Regions from separate parts of the Homo sapiens genome. Here region 2 is linked to region 1. A link is a loop called in an ENCODE intact Hi-C map of the cell type or tissue named here. Cell type or tissue: testis. All regions are shown on one strand. Each heading gives the region's core, and the rest is flanking DNA. Links, peaks and the distances in the headings are about the cores only.

What was found. Peaks named below come from ENCODE experiments on the same cell type or tissue, not always from the same donor. Only the 100,000 strongest peaks of a DNase experiment are listed, where the experiment ranks them.
Region 2: a loop joins it to region 1, with 5 times the contacts of the local background. A loop is called at or near these places in 8 of 110 quality-filtered maps.

What each region holds. Positions count from the first base shown.
Region 1 is chrY:12,712,311-12,717,688 of GRCh38, forward strand. All of the region lies in intron 3 of USP9Y (ubiquitin specific peptidase 9 Y-linked), which reads left to right. Among named protein-coding and RNA genes, the nearest start is that of USP9Y, 14 kb to the left of the region's middle. In testis, for the core only: no CTCF peak of the experiment used is centred there; no DNase peak of the experiment used is centred there.
Region 2 is chrY:12,659,486-12,664,863 of GRCh38, forward strand. TTTY15 (testis expressed transcript, Y-linked 15) reads left to right here and starts at 2,867. Exons shown (of 4, transcript NR_174088.1): 1 at 2,867-3,221; 2 at 5,155-5,201. It overlaps LOC112268311 (a long non-coding RNA gene), which reads right to left and starts at 4,007. Exons shown (of 2, transcript XR_002958838.2): 1 at 3,819-4,007; 2 at 1,830-3,266. In testis, for the core only: no CTCF peak of the experiment used is centred there; DNase peaks (open chromatin) are centred at 2,776, 3,686 and 3,926; H3K4me3 peaks cover 2,931 bases; H3K27ac peaks cover 2,310 bases.

The DNA.
Region 1 (5,378 bases), core at 244-5,243:
TGCTTGCATTTATATCACTTTTTGCCTCACATATTATGGGGCCATATTGTTAGGAGCATATACATTAAAGATATTTCCAGCTTTTTGAATTGACCACATATATAATGTTGTTGTTTATTCCTGATAATTTTCCTTCACTGAAGTTCACTTTGTGAAGTTAGTATAGCTAATTTTCCTTTGTTTTGATTAGTATTAGCTTGGTATGTTTTTCTTCATTCCTTTAATTCTAATCTACATCTTTATATTTAAAGTGGGTTTCCTATGGACAGCATATAGTTGACTTTTGTTTTTTGATCTACTCTGATAATCTTTTAATAGGTATATTTAGGCCATTGATATTGAAGGTGATTATTGATATAGTTGTGTTAGTAACTACACTATTTGTTATTATTCTCCATTTGTTACCCTTATTGTTTGTTACTGTGTCCATTTTTTCTGCCTTTTGTGGTTGTAATTGAACATTCTATATATTTTTTTCTTTTCTAAGCTTATTAATCATAGGCTTTTATTTTTTATTTTTAAATTTTTTAGTGATTGCCCTAGAATTTGCAATATGCATTTATACCAAATCCGTAAGTCCACTTTCCAAAGTGGAGTACATGTACTATCATAACAAAATATCTGTAATTGTTTCCTCCTGTTCTTGTATCATTGCTGTCTTTCATTTCATTTTTACGTAAGCTGTAATCATTGAATACGTTGTTGTTAATGCTATTTTAATTTATTTTATTATTTTTTGAGACAGGCATCACTGTCAACCCAGGCTAGAATGCAGTAACATGATTTTAGCTTACAGTAGTGTTGAACTCCTGGGATCAAGTGTTGTTCCCACCTCAGCCTCCAAGGTAGCTAGGACTACAGGCATGCACCAACATATCTGGCTTTTTTTTTTTTTTTTTTTTAACTTTTGTAGAGGCTCTCACTATGTTTCCCAGGCTAGTCTCAAACTCCTGGACTCAAGCAACCCTCCCACTTGAGCCCTCCCAAGTCACTGGTATTACAGACAAAAGCCACTGTGCCCAGCTGCTAATTTTATTTTAAAGAAACCATTATGTCTTAGATCATTTAAGATAAAAAGAAGAGTTTTTATGTTACCTTCATGCATTACTTACAGAATGCTTTTCTTTTGAAGATGTTTCTGTTGTATATCATTTTTCTACTCTCAGAAAAACTTGCAGAGCAGATACATTGACAACAAATTCTCTTAACTTTTGTCTGAGCAAGTTTCTATTTCTCCACTTTTTAAGTATACTTTTGCAGAATACAGAATTCTAGATAGGTAGTTGTTTTCTCTCAACACTTATAGATATTTTATTCCAGTCTCTTGCTTATATGATTTCTTAGACCAAACCCAGTGTAATTCTAATCATTGCTTTGCTTATAGGTAAGATGTTTGCCTGTAGCATGTTTCAAACTTTTTATTTTTCATCTTCTGCAATTTGAATGTATTTCTAGATGTACTCTTTTTTTTGTTTTTGTTTTTTTTTTGGCATTTATCTAGCTTGGAATTCTCTGAGCTTCCTGAATCTCTTGTTTATTGTATGGCACTAATTTGGGGACTTTTTTAGTTATAATTGCTTCTTTTTTTTTTTTTTTTTTGGAGGCGGAGTCTCGCTCTGTCACCCAGGCTGGAGTGCAGTGGTGTGATCTCGGCTCACTGCAACCTCCACCTCCCAGGTTGAAGCGATTCTCCGGCCTCAGCCTCCTGAGTAGCTGGGATTACAGGCACGTGTCACCACGCCTGGCTAATTTTTGTATTTTTAGTAGAGACAGGGTTTCACCATGTTGGTCAGGCTGGTCTCAAGCTCCTGACTTCATGATCCGCCCACCTCATCCTCCCAAAGTGCTGAGATTACAGCCATCGTGCCAGGCCAATTTTTTTTTTTTAATTTTCAGCCTATTTTTCTCTGCTCTTCAGTGTTCAAAGTCTAATTTTTTAACGAGTGCATCATTAAAATGCACAGGAATGAAGGCATTCTTCATTCCTGTTGCAGTGTTTTTGATCTATACTGTATTACCTTGAATCTTTTTTAGAATTTCTCTCTCTTTGCTTACATTAACTACCTTCTCATGTCATCTACTTTATTCATTAGAGCCCTTAGTGCATTAATGGTAGTTATATTTCCATCTGATAAATCTTTTTATTTGGAGACAGGCTATCACTGTGTTTCCCAGGCTGGAGTGCGGTGGCGGGATCTTGGCTCACCACAGTCTCTCCCTCGTGTGCTGAAGCTATTCTCCCATGTCAGCCTCCCAAGTAGCTGAGACTACAGGCATGTGCTACCACGCCTGGCTGATTTTTGTGTTTTTTTTTTTTTTTTTTTGTAGAGATGGGGTTTTACCATGTTGCCCAGCCAAGTCTTGAACTCCTGGATTCAAGCTACCCACCTGCAATCGCCTCCCAAAGTGCTGGCATTACAGGCTTGAGTCACTGCGTCCGGCCTCCATCTGTTAAATCTAACATTCCTGTTACATCTGAGTATGAATTTGATGCTTGCTCTGTCTCTTCAAACAGTTTTTTTGTCTTTTAGTATGCATTGTAATTTTTTCTTCAGAGATGCACATTAAGTACTATGTAGAAAGGAACTTTGGCAGATGGGCTCTAGTAATGTACTACTGGTAAGGTATTCGGGTAGGGGAAGCAATCTGTAATCTTACGATTAAGTCTCAATGTCGTAGTGAGCCTGTGGCCTTTGGGCTGTGGCTTAGATGGAACATGATGGGTATAGGGAGCTGGAATTGGAGTTTTTAGTTCTACCATGTAGAATGCTGTAGCAGGCTAGAGTTGAGTATTTTTTTTCCTTTAGGTCTCTTAGTCATTAAAAAACCTCAGTAGTATAAACTAGTTTCTCTTGAGGGCTTTCTTTTAACAGAACAGAATGTCCTTATGTATTTCAAAATGGCTACTTTGCATCTTTCCCTCCGAGAAGCTCAAGGGACTTTTTTCTTATCTTTTCAGGGAAAGGTTAAAAAAAAAATTGTTCATTCCCATAAAATTTGGCTTCTTAGTAGTTTTTTTTTTTTTTGAGAGGGAGTCTCGCTGCGTTTCCCAGGCTGTGGTGCAGTGGTGCGATGTCGGCTCACTGCAACCACCGCCTCCCAGGTTCAAGCAATTCTCTGCCTCAGCTTCCTGAGTAGCTGGGAATACAAGCACCACCACCCCTAGCTTATTTTTGTATTTTTAGTAGAGATGGAGTTTTACCATCTTGGCCAGGCTGCTCTTGAACTCCTGACGTCATGATCCACCCACTTCAGCCTCCCAAAGTGTTGGGATTACACAAGTGAGCCACCACGCCCAGCCTCTTAGTGGTTTTTAACTTGCATTGCATACTTCCCACCATGAGCCTTCAATAATTCTTTAATTACAGTTTAGGTTATCATACCTTGGGACTGGTTGCCACAGAGGTTTAAGATCTACTCAGATTGTCTATTTCTTTATAACTTGTTCTTGGCGTAGATTGTATGCCTCTGGGAATTTGTCCTTTTATCCAGGTCATGCAGTTTGCTGAGATACAGTGGTTTATAGGATGCACTGATAATCCTTAACTTTTTTGTATAAAATTCATTAATGCCTCTTTTATTTTTAATATTAATTATTTGACTCTTCTCTTTTTCTTAGTCAATCTAGCTAAAGGTTTAGCAGCTCTTTATTTTTTTCAGGAACAGAATTTTGATTTCATTGGTTTTTCTTAGTTGTTTTTCTAGTCTCTATTTTGCTTACATCTGTGCTCGCTTTTGCTTTAATGTGTCACTTAATGAAGGCATATGTTCTGAGAAATGCATTGTCAGGTGATTTCACTGTCTTGCAAACATCATAGTGTGCTTACACAAACCTGGATGGTATAACCTACTACACATGTAGGCCAGTTATTGCCCTAGGCTACTAACCTGTTAGCATGAGTTGAATATGGTAGGCAATTGTAATACAATGGTAAGTTCTAAACAGAAAAAATTTAGTAAAAATGGACTATTGCAATATTATGAGATGACCATTGTATATTTAGTTCATCTTGAATGAAATGTTTTGTGGAGCATGGATGTATTTTGTTATTCTTTTAGTTCTTTAAGGTGCAAATTTGGTTGTTGATTTGAGATCTTTTTTTAAAGTACTTTATAAGGTTTCCTCAGCACTGGTTCTGCTCTATCCCATAAATTTGGCATTTTTTCATTTTCATTTGCCTCACATATTATATAGTTTCTATAGGATTTCTCCTCTTTGATGGATGGGCCATTTAAGATGTATTGTTTAAATTCTACTTATTTATGAATTTTTCAGTTTTTCTTCTGCTATTGCTTTCTTTTTCTATTTTTGAGGCGGAGTCTCGCTCTGTTGCCCAGGCTGGAGTGCAGTGGTGTCATCTCAGCTCACTGGAAGCTCCGCCTCCTGGGTTCACGCCATTCTCCTGCCTTAGCCTCCCAAGTAGCTGGGACTACAGATGCATGCCACCACGCCCGGCTAATTTTGTTTTTGTATTTTTAGTAGACAACGGGGTATCACCGTGTTAGCCAGGATGGTCTTGATCTCCCGACCTCATGATCTGCCTGCCTCGGCCTCCCAAAGTGCTGGGATTACAGGCGTGAGCCCCCACGCCCGGCCTCTTCTGCTATTGATTTCTACTTTAATTGTATCCTGATCTGAAAAGAAACTTTTTATGAGTTAAGTCTTCCTATATTTGTTAAGATTTGTTTTGTGGCATTACGTATCCTGATGCATGTTCCATGTGCCCTTGCAAAGAATGTGTATTCTGCTACTGTTGTGTATGTAGAGCAGGAATCCCTAGTCCCCAGGTCGGACCAGTACCACACTGTGGCCTGTTAGGAAGCAGGTCGTACAGCAGAAGGTGAGCATCAGGCTGGTGAGCGAGCATTACCATCTGAGCCCCAACTCCTGTCAGATCAATGGCAGCATTAGATTCTCATAGGAGCATGAACCTTACTGTGAACTATGCATGTGAGGGATGTAGGTTGCGTGCTCCTTATGAGAAATCTAGTATCTCATGATCACAGGTTTCATCCTGAACCCTCCCACCCCTCAACTGGCTCCATCCATGGAAAAATTATTAATTATTGTTGTTAATCTCTTACTGTGCCTGATTTATGAACTTTAACTTTATCATAGATATGTATGGATAGGCTTGACTGTGACTGTGGTGGGTCCATTTCCACAATGGTTTCCTCACATGGCGGTTGGGTAGAGGCCTGTTTCTTAACCATGCGGATCCCCTCGTAGGGCTGCCTGAGTGACTTCAGACATGGCAGTTAACCTCTGCCAGAGAAATTGACCTAAAAGAGAGGGAAGAAAAAGCCATGATACCTTTCATGACCTAGACTCACAAATCACATTGTCATTTCCAAAGTATCCCTATCTGTACGTTCTA
Region 2 (5,378 bases), core at 300-5,299, 53 kb before region 1:
AGCCCACATGAAACTACTTATATAAATCAAAATCAGGTAATGATAGAAGTCAGAAGAGTTAACGGAAGGCGGGTGGTGGGGAGGCAAGGACTAGGAAGATACGGTTCTGACATGTTAGCAGTATTTGTTGGAAGAGACAGACTTCCATCAATCTTGCATTTCTTATATGCCTTCCTGGGTATGCCACAATGCAATATCCTGACAACACTTTATCTATGTTATTTTTCTTTTTCTTTTTTTTTTTTTTTTTGAGACAGAGTCTTGCTGTTGCCCAGGCTAGATTGCAACGGCACTATCTTGGCTCACTGCAACCTCTGCCTCCCGAGTTCAAGGGATTCTCCTGCCTCAGCTTCCTGAGTAGCTGAGATTACAGGTGCCCGTCATCTTGCCCAGCTAATTTTTGTATTTTTAGTATTGACAGGGTTTCATCATCTTGGCTAGGCTGGTCTCGAACTCCTGACCTCATGATCCACCTGCCTCAGCTTCCCAAAGTGCTGGGATTACAGATGTGAGCCACCACGCCCAGCCTATCTATGTTATTTCTTAGTAACCTAGACAGATAAGGTAATATCATTCTCTACTTTCCAACAGACAAAGAGCAAGCTTGCTTATTTTGCCTTAGTATAAACGTAGTAGAATTCCAAACTGTTCCTTATCTGCAATGCAAGGAACTGCATTGCACTGCTGTCTGACATATAAATATGTGGGCCCCTTTGCATCACTCGTACGTGATTTAGGAAGCACAGGTAGTCTGCAAACATGATGCTCATGCTGCTTGTTCTGTTACAAGTAGTAAAGGCCTTGATACTGCTTGTTTTTGCCTTTATAAAGTCTGCGGATCTTAGTCCCAAAATACTGTCTTTGGATCCACTAAATAGTAACAGGTGAATCTTATAGCTTTTGAGAAAGGTAAAATAAAATCCCAGATCCAACAGAGTTCTATATTAAAATGGTGGTAGTAACATCGGTAGACCTGTGTATTAGTGTATTATTACACAGTGTATTAGTATTTAGTGAAAATTGGGCTGTGATGTTTATAGGATGTATGTTATACAATAAAACCTTACCAGCAATAAAGAAAAAAATTAGCCTATGTCTGCATATCTATACCTATCAAGACTTCTTCAAAGGAGAAGTAAAGTTAGTAAGTATAAGGCAGGAATTAAGTTCTAGAGTATCTTTTGATTATGATTATTACATGGGGCGCAGATGTAGAGCACAAAGTGGGCTTTGTTAGGGGCTTAGAACACTTGCATTCTATTTTTTTTTTTTTTTTTTTTTGAGATGGAGTCTTGCTCTTTTCACGTTGGCTGGAGTGCAGTGGCACTGTCTGGGATCCCTGCAACCTCTGCCTCCCTGATTCAGGCAATTCTCCTGCTTCAGCCTCCTGAGTAGCTGGGATTACAGGTGCCTGCTCTGACAGCTGGCTAATTTTTTGTATTTTTAGAACAGACGGAGTTTCGCCATGTTAGCCAGGCTGTTATCAAACTCCTGACCTCAAGCGATCTGCCCATGTCGACTTCCCAAAGTGCTGGGATTACAGGACCGAGACACCGTGCCTGGCCAACACTTGTACTTCTTATCTTTGCTGGCTGATGATCTTGGGCAGTTAACTTATTTTTTCTAAAATTTTTTTATGGAAAACCAAGGATAGCAATACATGTATTAAGAACTTCATAAGATAGTAAGTTTTGCATGATATCTAATCCTAACAAATCTGCAATTTTGTATGTGTGTGCTAGGTGAGTACAAAAATGGACAAATAATACCAAGAGTCAATCTGCAACATATAAGAAATATCTTCAATCATGAGCAAGTGGGGCTCATAATGGGAATTCATGACTGATTTAATATGAAATATTAATCGATGTAATATACCATACTAACAGATTAAGGAACAAAGGCGAAATTACAACTGAATACATCTTGCAGGAGACAACAACTAGGCTTTTCTCCTATTCGTCCAGATAGATGGTCTGGCCCAGGATTCTACAGAAGCAGCTCTTCCAGTCACCCCAGGCAAGGGTCTCAGGATAGGGTAGGTTTACTTGCATGGCACACGATGCGAGAAGTGGTGGCCCCTTAAAAGCTGCTCTATGAATTCCCAGGCGCCGCAGCACGGTCTCAGGATCTCAGCATTCAGGCTCACTTTTCTATGTACTGTTCATCCTGAGAAAAACTTGAAAACTGGTGATGTTTTCATGCAGGCTGTTATCGGCCAGAGCAGAGATTAACGATGAAGTAAAAACCAGTAGTGCAAGTGGAACCGTCAGAGCAACATAGTTGGGACACAAAAGATTAATCCCTTAGCCATAGCACCTCGCCTGGCGTTGACTTCTTTCTTGACTATGCCATACACTCTGCGTCCTACCAGTTCACATCAGATTTGCAGTCTTACTAAACGCCTTTCGTACTCCCACCTGTCCAGTAATCAGCTGTTTCCACAAGCAGTTACAGAACTAAAAGCGATTAAGGACAGGAATTCTATAGCTGAAGGGGCAGCGGATAGCCAGTGCCGTCCTGGGCTATTTTTATTGTGTGGCCCTAGCTGCAGCTATCCCAGTGTTGGTGATGAATACGCTTCAGTCGGGACTGAGGTTTCCGTCTAGGGCACCAAGGTGTTGCCAGTTCCGCTGCTTCTGGGTATAGAAAGAGTAGAAAAGGGGAAGAAAAGTAGAAACAGCAACCGTTAGCAAAGAGAGGAAGACGTAAATCAGAGCAGGGGAGGCCCTAGGGGCGGGGCTTGGCGGGGGTGGGGTCTTGGAGGGTCGCAGGTCGCGGCGCTGGGGATGGTGGGAGCCTGCGCAGCTGGCTGGGCGGTCTCTTTCTCTCTCTCCTTTTTTTTTTTTTTTTTTTTTTTTTTTTGTCAGCCGGGTTCAATGCGCCATATTGAAGAGGACGGGTCTAATAGATCGCTGGAGACACAATTTAACTGAACCCCGCCCGTTGTGGACTGACTTTGATGCTCTGAGTCCCTCCCTCCTTCACGCCGCTAGCAGGCCCTGATGTAGATTGCCTTTGTCTTACTTGGGACGTTTACCTGAGCGCTTGGTGCTGGTGTCGGGACCGGGAGATAGGAGTGTCTCAGGAGAGACCTGGCCGAAAACCGCGAGAAAGAAAAGTGAAGCCTAGTGAAACTGCCTTTGCAGTGACTCAAGAAAAACTCATCACCTGGAGTCCGTGTAAGCTCGGCGACAGCCCTAGCAGCGAGGCCAAAACAGGTAAAGAGGGCTACTGAATGACAAAGAGGTAGCGGCATCGGTCACCTGTATAAAGAGATGGACGCTTCTTAGGCCAAATCCCGGTATTTGTGAGCAATGTCTTCCTCAGGCATGCAGGCCGCAGTCACGACCGCGTGCCTAGAAAGTACCTAATATCAAAATATTTTACAGATATTTTGTTGTCCGCCATTCCCAGGTGTAGGTCTGAGTCTAGTCTCTATTTCCCACTGTCGGGTGCCCTGATTACGTGGACCTGGCGCCTGTACCGTAAACCACCCGCGCCTCCGAATCACCGACAGACAGATGTGAGATAATGTCGGAGGCTCAGGGGATTCTGAGTATGTGCGTTTCTTCTTTTGCCCTACCGGGCTTGAGACTTCTTATTTCGGAGGGCTAGGGGCAGACGCGGGCGGAACTGCTGTGTGTGTATTTTGCACTGTAAGGAAAAATGGCCGCCTAGCCTCCCCCGCCTTCCCTATTTCTCGTAATGCCTAAGGTGAAGTGGGAGGATTAAATCTCTGGTTTCACAGGAAGAACCTCCTGTCTATGCCCGGGGCCTCACTCAGAGCCAGGGACTAACCGCTCCTGGTTACACACCTTGCCCCACGGTCCTTCACAGGCTCGAAACTGGCTCGTTGCACCAAATGCTCTTACCCAGGTGGAGTGATGAGGAACGGAGTTAGGCGTTAGCTGTCCTTAGTCATTAGGCCAGACTTCTTGTCCACCTCCCGCAATCAGCCCTCACCATCTGACCTGAGAGTCTGCACCAGGTTTTTGCCCTCTTACAGCCTTATACCTCCTCTTCCTCTCCGCTACTTTGCTAAACGCCAAGACGCAGTATGACGTATTTTAATGAACAATTCGGTTCCGATTTAGTTTGTATCAGATCTCCTTTCTGTTCTCTACAGAAACAACTTGTCTCTGTTAGTGGTTGAACCTGTTTTTGTGATAGCGCATTACGCATAATGTACTTTTTCGGTATCTCAAAATATTAACTTAGACTTATGGAGCAGATATTTTACTAATTTTTATGAAATTTTTTGCAAACTAGAAATTTACACAGGAATTTTAAACGTTTATATTAAGAATGTTATTTATAAAATTTGCGCATAAGTTTACTTAATTTGTACGCTGCCCGGTGTATCTTACTTGTTCAGAAGGTTTTTAAGTTTGAAAGATGTATACGTAACCCTTAACTATTAATGCTGGTTTTTTGTTTTTTGTTTTCTTTTTGAGACGGAGTTTCGCTCTTGTTGCCCTGGCAGGAGTGCAGTGGCGCGATCTCGGCTCACCACAACCTCCACCTCGCGGGTTCAAGCGATTCTTATGCCTTAGCCTCCGGAGTACCAGTGATTACAGGAATGCGCCACCACGTCGGGCTAATTTTGTATTTTTAGTAGAAACGTGGTTTCTCCATGTTGGTCAGGCTGGTCTCGAACTGCCGACCTCAGGTGATCTGCCCGCTTCGGTCTCCCAAAGGCCTGGGATTACAGGCGTGAGCCACCGTGCTCAGCCTGGTTTTTGTTTTTGTTTTTTTAAGGGGGGCATTCTCTTACTGGGCAACTCGTTCATCCTCTAAATCCACAAAACAAGATCACTGTTAAGAAGGAAATACAGGTTCTTTCACTACGAAACTTTCAAGACTTCTTTTCTTGGGGTTCATTCTCATTAGTAATTATCCGATAAACTAAGTACCAGATCATAAGGTACCACGGTTGTCTAAAACTATACCGTTAAACTTTAAAAATATACACCATAAACTTCTACATTTTTCTTAGTTTGCTGCTTTAATCACTGCCATTTTCGTCTCTGCAAATGCGCAATTGTTTAAAAGTGTAAGGATTTGTTTTTCAATTAGAAAACTCATTGATATGCTTTTAACTTTCTCGCTTCACATGCTTTTAACTTCTCGCTTCAAACTTTATTCTTACAGTTTGGGAAGAAAGAAAACCTAAAGTATTTGCCGTTGGTGATTCAAGGGTGAGTTGGGAGTATTTTTTATTTCACTGACTTGAAAATAAGATTGTGGGATTTTAATTATTTCTTGTTGCCGTTTTCTGTTAACGGTGATTGCGTGAATGTTTACTCTTGTCAATCTTGTCTTACTGTTACAATATTTCTTTTTGTCGGTTGGCTTTAGTAATATATATGACTGTG